Linked DNA regions of Homo sapiens: region 1 is linked to region 2. A link is a contact called in ENCODE Hi-C data. All regions are on one chromosome and are shown on one strand. Each heading gives the region's core, a stretch centred on a gene start or an enhancer-like site at or near the end of the contact. The rest is flanking DNA. Distances are from core to core; before and after follow the strand shown.

Region 1 (3,897 bases), core at 166-2,665, 330 kb after region 2:
GCCAAAAAAAAGACTACTCTGGCTGCAGTGTGGAGGGCACCAGTAAAAACAGAGCAGCACCACTCTCAGCCTCATCTCATCTCCCTGAGCCACACTTCACATGGAGGCGAAGGGTGATGGCAGCATGGCTCAGGGAGGTGAGATGGCGCTGAGTGGTGCTAGGATCCGAGATCCAGGGTGAGGGCAGAGTGAGCAGGAGGGGGAGGCTGATTGAATTGGGTGCAGTGGAGGCTGGTGAGGGCCACTGACAGCAGGTGGATGGACTAGTCTGGAACCCAGAAGAAAGATCTGGGCAAGGACTTAATTTGAGAATTAAGGCTAGGTTATAGGAGCAGATGTGGCTAAGGGAATACATGCAGAGGAAAAAGAGAAGAGGCCTGAAATGGAACCCCTAGAAACACCTACATTTATAGGATAGCCTTTAGAGAAGGAGCCTCTCTGAGTTTTCTCATCTGTAAAGTGGGTATAACTATGCAGGCCGTTGTAAGGATTAGAGAAGCTGATGTATATAGTGTTGGTGCTCCATTGATGGGACAGTCACATGCCACTGAACGTCAGGGACACATTCTGAGAAATGCATTATAAGACTGTTTCGTCATTGTGGGGACATCGTAGACTGTGTTCACACAAGCCTAGGTGGTACAGCCTGCTTCGCACCTAGGCCACATGATAGAGCCTGTTGTTTCTAGGATACACACCTGTACAGCATGTGACTGTACTGAACAGTGTAGGTGACTGTAACACAATGGCAAATATTTGGGCATCTAAACACAGAAAAGGTAGAGCAAAAATACGGTATTATAATCTGATGAGATCACCACCCTATGATGTGCACGACTGGGTTTGTAACTATGACATGGTCCGCATCGCTCTTCCTCCTGTGCTACATTGTCTGTTCCAGAGCTATAGCCTGAGGACTGGGCTTCATTGCTGAATGCAGTCCTGTATCCAGACATTTGGTTCTGTTAATGCAGCCCAAAGCTGCACTTGGCTGCTGCTGAGCATGGGGTCAGCCAAGACCCCTGGATCTATGTGAAGCACGCCTTGCACCCAAGAACCCATGAGACCCTCGTCATGGACCAGGCCCCATGGCAGGAGCTAAGGGCAATTCTCAGACCTAGAATCCTCACTTGCCTTTTTCAGGCAAAGACAGGGAATTGATGGGCATCCTGAGCCTCCGTCCTTCAGTGCTCTGGGAGCCCAGGCAGCTGTCAGGAAAGGGACAAGGCCAGGGACTGGGAATGTGGAGGGAAGGGGCAGGTTTGAGGAGATCCTGGGTGATGAGAGAGGGACTCTCCAGGCTAGGGCATAGATGCCCTGGGTCCCCCTATCCCAGCCTCTTACATCTCTCAGTGAAGCCATGTCCGCTGCCCATGACAGGGAGTCTGGCTGTAACCATCTTTTGGAAGCTGGATGCCGGGCTAGTGGCAGTGGTTGGAGCAATGCTACCTCCTAGTGGTCTGATCTGCAAGTGCAGTCAATGGATGTGCCAGAGATCTCAGAGCTGCCCTCTGGGACCCCCACCCCACCTCTCCTGGGGTCACAGACTGCCTTTTGGTCAGCCTGTCTTAGTCTTGTCTGTAGCCACCTGTCAGCCTGCCTCCAGCTGTTTTTACCTCAGCATGTCCCTTCCGTTCTGGCTCATGTTAGCCGTCGCTCTGTGGCATATCTCTCTTACTCTGTCTGCCCTGCTGGCTTGGGCTGTCCGTTCCTCCATGTCTCATTCCATCAGTTTTCACCTCACCCTCTGCTGGGCCCTGGCTCTCTATTCTGCTTCTCACTTGTTTTGGACTTCTCCCTGCCCCCTATACCCTGTCCCTGTGTCCCCGAGCTGGGGTCATGCCTGGGGTCATGTCTGCCCTCTTCTTAACATTGAAGCTGGTTCTTGAGAAATACAGAGGCTTTTCTGCTTTTTCCAGGATGAGTCAGGAACTCCTGGAGTGAGAAGGGCTCAGGCCTCACCCAGCAGTGACCTCAGAGAGGGTGTGCAAGGTCAGAAGAGCCTCCAGCTGAGCTCAGCACTGTGACAACAGACTTTCCAAAATATGCTTAAGGGTCTGGCCGGGGCTGGACATGCTCCAGCAGGTGTCAGGGAAGAAGAATGAGCAAGCTGGCTGAGTCTGAGCCTGGCCCCGCCTAATGTTGTCTCCTCCCTGAAGCCTCCCCTCCCTTCTGTGCTACCACAGTTCTTAGGTCTGTGGCGTCCTGAAGCCACTGGTGCCATGTGATGGTTTGCATTTCAATTAATTAAAATTACATGAAATGAAAGACTCAGTTCCTCAGTCACACTAGCCACATTTCAGATGCTGAATGTCCACACATGGCTAATGGCTGTTGACCATATTGAGTAGCACAGAAGAGAACATTAGCCGCATCACGGAAAGTTCCATTAGTCAGCACCTTCTTAGAATAATCTTTGGAAAACATCCCTTTCTTCTTTTACTTTCCTACCCTCAGAGGGAGGATAGGATCATAATGTGTCCATCTCAGGATCCCTAGGGTCCAGCATGTCACGTTATATACATTTGTTGGCTGGTTGGCTAGATGGATATATGGATGGATGGGTGAAGGGAGGGAGGGAGAGAGGGATGGGTATATGGGTGGATAGATGGGTGGGTAGATAAGTAGATGGATGATGGATGGATGGATATATAGATGAATAGATGGATGGTGGGTGGGTGGGTGGAAAGATGGGTAGGTAGACGAATAGATGGATGAATGATGGATAGTGGGTGGGTGGAAAGATGGGTAGGTAGATGAATAGATGGATGAATGATGGATAATGGATGGATATATAGATGGATGGATATATAGGTGGATGAGTGGGTGGATGAGTGGGTGGATATACGGATGGATGGATGGGTGGATGGGTGGATGGTTGGATAAATGAATGGATAGATGGATGGATGAGTGGATGGATGGTTGGGTGGGTGGCTGGACATGTGGCTGAGTAGATGAATGGATGGATGGATATATGGATGGATGGATGGATAGATGGAAGCTTGAATTCCCAAATTTCTATGCCATGGAAGTCACAGGGGGACCAAGGAAGTGGGCAGAGTTGCCTCTGAACTGGCCAGGTGAGCTGGTCTGTGGAGATGTTGCTCTGCTCCAGGTTCTGCAAATGAACAGAGGGGCTTTGATGACCCTCAGCCTGAAAACTTGAACTTGTGAGTAGCTCTCAGGGGACTTAGAGCTACAAGAGCTTGGGGGTTTCTGCAGGTAAAGCGAAGGACTGAAGGGTCAGCTGTGGGGACTTCCTGTTTCAGGGTGAGCACCTAGCTGTGTCTAGGGTGGAAGTAGCCAAGGTGGCTGGGAGTGGATGAGCTGGAGGAAGGGTAGCCAGATCCAGGCCTCAGGGATGGGCTGTCTGGGCTCACCCTTCTGCAGCTTGAACCCCAAGGAGTGGGGCCAGGTTCTGGGAGAGGGATGGGGCAGCTGCAAGGCTTGAGTCCAGCTCAGTCAAGGGCAGACAGGAGTTGAGGCCAACCTGGGAGGAACCCTTCCCAACACAAACCGTTACCAGCAGCTGGACCTGGACAGCCAGGGCGGTAGTGGTCTGACCCAGAGCAGGAGTCTGATCCAGCAGGAGCAGGAGCTCAGTGGCAGCCTCTGTTCTATCCCCATGGGCTGCTCTCCACTCAGTACTCCGGAAGGCTCCTGAGCAAACTTGCTGCCTTGTTTGGACTGCTCTGAAGGGGAAAGGATCTGCTCATCCCTGGGCGGGAGAGAGGGTGGTGCACGCCACAGTTAATTCAACAGACACTTGCTGAGCACTCACTGGCTGCCAGGCGTGTGTCAGCGCGGGGGGTCTGTGTTGAGGATGCCACAGTCTTGCCCTGGAGAGTACCTGACCCTAGCAGACGTCAGGTGACCCAGAGCCACAGAAGAGCAGAG
Region 2 (4,058 bases), core at 737-3,236:
CCACCATGCCTGGCCTATAGTCTACTCTTGAGAATAAAAAATCTTAATCTGCTGAGTGTGGTGGCTCATGCCTGTAATCACAGCACTTTGGGAGGCTGAGGCGGGAGGATCACTTGAGGTCAGGAATTCGAGACCAGCCTGGTCAACATGGTGAAACCCCATCTCTACAAAAAATACAAAAATTAGCCGGGTGTGGTGGTGTGTGCCTGTAGTTCCAGCTACTCAGGAGGCCGAGGCAGGAGAATCGTTTCAACCTGGGAGGCAGAGGCTGCAGTGAGCTGAGATCTCACCACTGCTCTCCAGCCTGGGTGACAGAACGAGACTATATCAGAAAGAAAGAAAGAAGCAAAGAAAGAGAGAAAGAGAGAGAGAGAAAGAAAGAAAGAGAAAGAAAGAAAGGAAAGAAAGAAAGAAAGAAAGAAAGAAAGAAAGAAAGAAAGAAAGAAAGAAAGAAAGAAAGTTGTGTGCCAAAGAATAAAGCTGGGTGGCATTAAGACATGGAGGTTATCTCAGGAGGATGAAGAGCCTGTCTAGAAAATAGAGGGAGACAGTCCATTTGGGAATAAGGTTCTGAGAGGCCCAATTAGCAGGGTAAAATCAGGGACTTTGGGATTCAAGCCCTGCTTTGCCACCAACTATTGCTTAACCTCCCTATGCCTCAGTTTTTCATCTCTAAAGGGGGGTTGTAAAACCTGTCGCATAGGGATATTGTGAAGATTAAATAACATAATGCCTGGTACAAAGTAGTTAATAAATGCAACTGTTGGGGGATGGGGAGGTCTATAGTAGCTGATGAGAAGTTGACTTGGAGAATGGAGGGTCCATCTGGAGAACAGGAGGTTGGTCCTGAGGAATGGTGGTGATGTGGGGCATGGAGTTGGGGGAAGATAGGAAAGACTGGATCCAAACCCCACACAAACCTCAGAGTAACAGGGCGGGGCCTAGAGAAATCCTCCAGGGATCGCCAGCTTTTAGGGCTGTGGAGAGGTGGTTGGGAGGGGGGCCAGCAGGGGAGAGGTTTGACTGCTAGTAACCCTCAACTGCTGCAGTAAGGAGAAGCCTCAGCGGTGGCAGTCACACCAGCAGCCTCAGAGCCTTCCCTCCCCATCGTCTCTGCTGTGTGACAGGTGGGAACTTAAAAGCTCAGATCACGTGTCTTGGCTAGCTAACCTACTTACCCCTTGAAGACATAGTGGCTGGGACAGGCAAGGGCCAAGAGGAATTGGCTGAGAAAGGGGCAGAGCAGGGGAAAGCCCCAAGTGTGTTCTGGGGACCTACATTTGAAGGCTTTGGGGGCAAGGGAGAGAATGTGCAGGTGCATGAGATGCCCAGGGCATGTCTGCGAGCCCTGTGCATGCCCTGGCACACAGGTCCCTCCAGGATATGGCATGTGCCTGTCTTGAAGGCCTGTATCTGGCTAGGTGACTACAGTCGGAGCAGGCTGAGCACTGGGTTCCAGTTTAACTCTGGAGCTACTGCAGGCTCTCCCAAAGCTGCTGCCATTTTCCCTTCTTTATTAGTGTCCTAACTCAGAGAAAGTGTGAATGGGGAGACAGGAGGATGTTCCAATGTCCCAAGGCTCCTGCGTTTTTGAAAGCCTTTGCACCTCGTTTGGGGATTCCTGGAGGGAGGCCTGCGCTCATTCATGGGCTGGAACTGAGGGAAATTGTTGGGGGACTGGTATCGTGTGTGAAGACAGACTGACACCTTTACAATCCCTCCACTTTCCCCCACCCCCAACACCCTTGCCTAATCTGTCTTCCAGGGACTTGTCCCCACGGAGTGACTCCAGCTCTCCTTTCCTCACTGCCTCCAAGTCGGCCCTTTGCCATCAACCCCCAGTCCTGAGTTCACCCCTGCACCTCCTCCGGCCCCCGCGCCGCAAGCGCTGCTCTCTCCTTTGCCGTCCTCGCCCCCCGCGGGCTGCCGGGCGGCGCGGGCCCTTTAAGAACGGCGGGACCGGCGAGCAGTAGCTGGTAGGAGAGCGCAGTCGCCCCGCGGGCTCGGAGGACACAGCGTCCGGGACCAGGCTCTGGGAAGCGGGTGTGCACAGCCCAGCAGAGTCAGGGCGCGACCCCAACCGCCTCTCACCATCCTTGCCGTCTCCTCCGAGCCGAGGGCCGGCCCTCCTGCCTCGCCTGCCCCGCCCCGGCCCCGCCCCGGCCCGGGCCGCCGGGACCGGGAGCCGGGACGCGGGTGCCGCAGCCCGAGGCAGGTAAGGGGAGCCCCGGCTCTCCGTCCCCGGTCCGTGGCAGCGCTGAGCATCCCGGCCCCGCACCGGCCCGGGGGCGCGTCAAGGTGACTAGGCATGCGGGAGATGGGGCGGGGGCTTGAGCTGCCGTGGGGCGCTTAGTTTTGAGTCCGGGTGGTGCGCCTGGCTTTGGGGACAGCCCGGGGCACGCGGGCCCGGGGGTGCCGGCGGGAGGGGCCGGCCTGGGCGTCGCGCCAAGGGATGGGGAGTGGGACGCAGCCGGAGGCCTGAAGCCTCCTCCTCTCCGCCTTCCCCTGGTCCGCCCTGCACTCACCCTGCTACCCCGACCTCCTAGAGCGGGCAGCCTCTGCCGGCTGCCTCTTCTCCCCCGCCCCCTATTCCTTCAGTCCCCAGGGGCTGCTGGCCTGCGGGGTAAGGAGATTAGAGAAGCCGCCGGGAGGAAGGAGCGATTGAGGGCTTCAAGGGGACGGGCTGGGGTCAGGCTGGAGCTGGGCTGCCCGGGACTGAGCGTCTCCGTGCGGAGAGTGGGGGGCGGGGGCAGAGTGCGGGGCTAACAGTCGCGGATCTGCCCCGAGAAGGAGGTGGGCAGTGGGGGCGGGGGAAGCATTAGAACGCCAGGGAGCTTTGAGCCGGGCTCGGTGGTCTGCCCCAAACTGAGCAGGCCCTCCCCTTGCAGGTCGGCGGCGTGATGGCGGAGAAGGCGCTGGAGGCCGTGGGCTGTGGACTAGGGCCGGGGGCTGTGGCCATGGCCGTGACGCTGGAGGACGGGGCGGAACCCCCTGTGCTGACCACGCACCTGAAGAAGGTGGAGAACCACATCACTGAAGCCCAGCGCTTCTCCCACCTACCCAAGCGCTCAGCCGTGGACATCGAGTTCGTGGAGCTGTCCTATTCCGTGCGGGAGGGGCCCTGCTGGCGCAAAAGGGGTAGGGAACAGCCTGGTAGGGGGAGTCCGTGGGCCCTCTCTGAGTTGCCTCTCCAGAAGCATGAGGCCTGGGTGTCCCATGTTCGGAAAGTCCTGCACCAGTGGGCTCTGTGGAAACACTAAAATCTGGGCCCCAGCCCGTTGCTCACTGTGCACTCTTGGGGTGTCAGGATCTACGCTCCCCCACACCTGTGAGCACCATGGGATACTAGGTGCAATTGGTTATTGAAGCTGTATCTTCTAAAGAGATCCCGTGACCTCTGGTCCTTGAGTGGTCCTTGATGAGTTTTCCTTCTTTTGTTTATGGAGGATTCCTACCTGTGAGGGCTGGTATGAAAAAGTAGGGGGCTGTGTCTGCAGGGTTGAGCAATACCCTTGGACCTAATTATAAAGACGTTCTCATTCCTGTCATCTTATTCCATTCTTACCACAGTGCTCAGAAGCAGGGAGGGTGGCGGTTTGGCAGGATAGATGTCATCTCCATGTTACTAATAAGGAAACTGAGGCCCAGGGAAGTTGAGTAACTTGACCAATGTCACACAGCTAGTAAGTGGTAGAGCTGAGACCAGAAGCCCGGTTTCCCAGCTCTCCATGCATTGTTCCTTTCTCTCTCTTCCCTGTACAGCAGTCCCATCACTTCCCTCTTCCCGCCCATGAGGACAGGTTCCCCTGAACCCTGACTAGCCCCTGCAGCCCCTACCCTGAGCAGCTTTAGCTGCTAGTAGGGAAGCTGAGGCTGTTTCCCAGAGCCTGGGTGTGGGCCAGGGGTGGGGCTGGGACATTGTTCTCTGAGGTTCAACAAATAGGTTTGGGGTGCTTCAGAGCAGGGCTGAGCATGATCTGCCTCTGCACTCTCCAAACCCTCACTCCCATGAGTGACCAAAAGGTCACATGGCTGAACCAATGGAAACTGAGGCATCT

Evidence for each region. Hi-C counts contacts between places; a loop is a spot of excess contacts on that map. Pooled maps may share reads with other maps.
Region 1: a map of HCT116 shows a loop between it and region 2 (10-fold over the local background). The contact joins the enhancer-like site here to the promoter of ABCG4 in region 2. A Hi-C loop is called at or near these places in 3 of 168 maps with a recorded cell type or tissue (HCT116, endothelial cell of umbilical vein and heart left ventricle), 1 of 37 single-sample maps with no recorded cell type and 13 of 50 pooled maps.

Annotation. Positions count from the first base shown.
Region 1 is chr11:119,473,441-119,477,337 of GRCh38, forward strand. The region is part of intron 3 of USP2-AS1 (USP2 antisense RNA 1); the gene reads left to right. Among named protein-coding and RNA genes, the nearest start is that of THY1, 52 kb to the left of the region's middle. RefSeq lists enhancers at 1-478, 1,858-2,152, 3,172-3,673, 3,674-3,897. Within about 2 kb of position 1,416, at least 2 of the 41 ENCODE cell types and tissues checked have a DNase peak (open chromatin) inside an H3K27ac peak, as active enhancers do.
Region 2 is chr11:119,147,066-119,151,123 of GRCh38, forward strand. ABCG4 (ATP binding cassette subfamily G member 4) reads left to right here and starts at 1,987. Exons shown (of 15, transcript NM_022169.5): 1 at 1,987-2,298; 2 at 2,889-3,138. The coding sequence starts at 2,901. RefSeq lists an enhancer at 1,369-1,428 and a silencer at 2,086-2,165.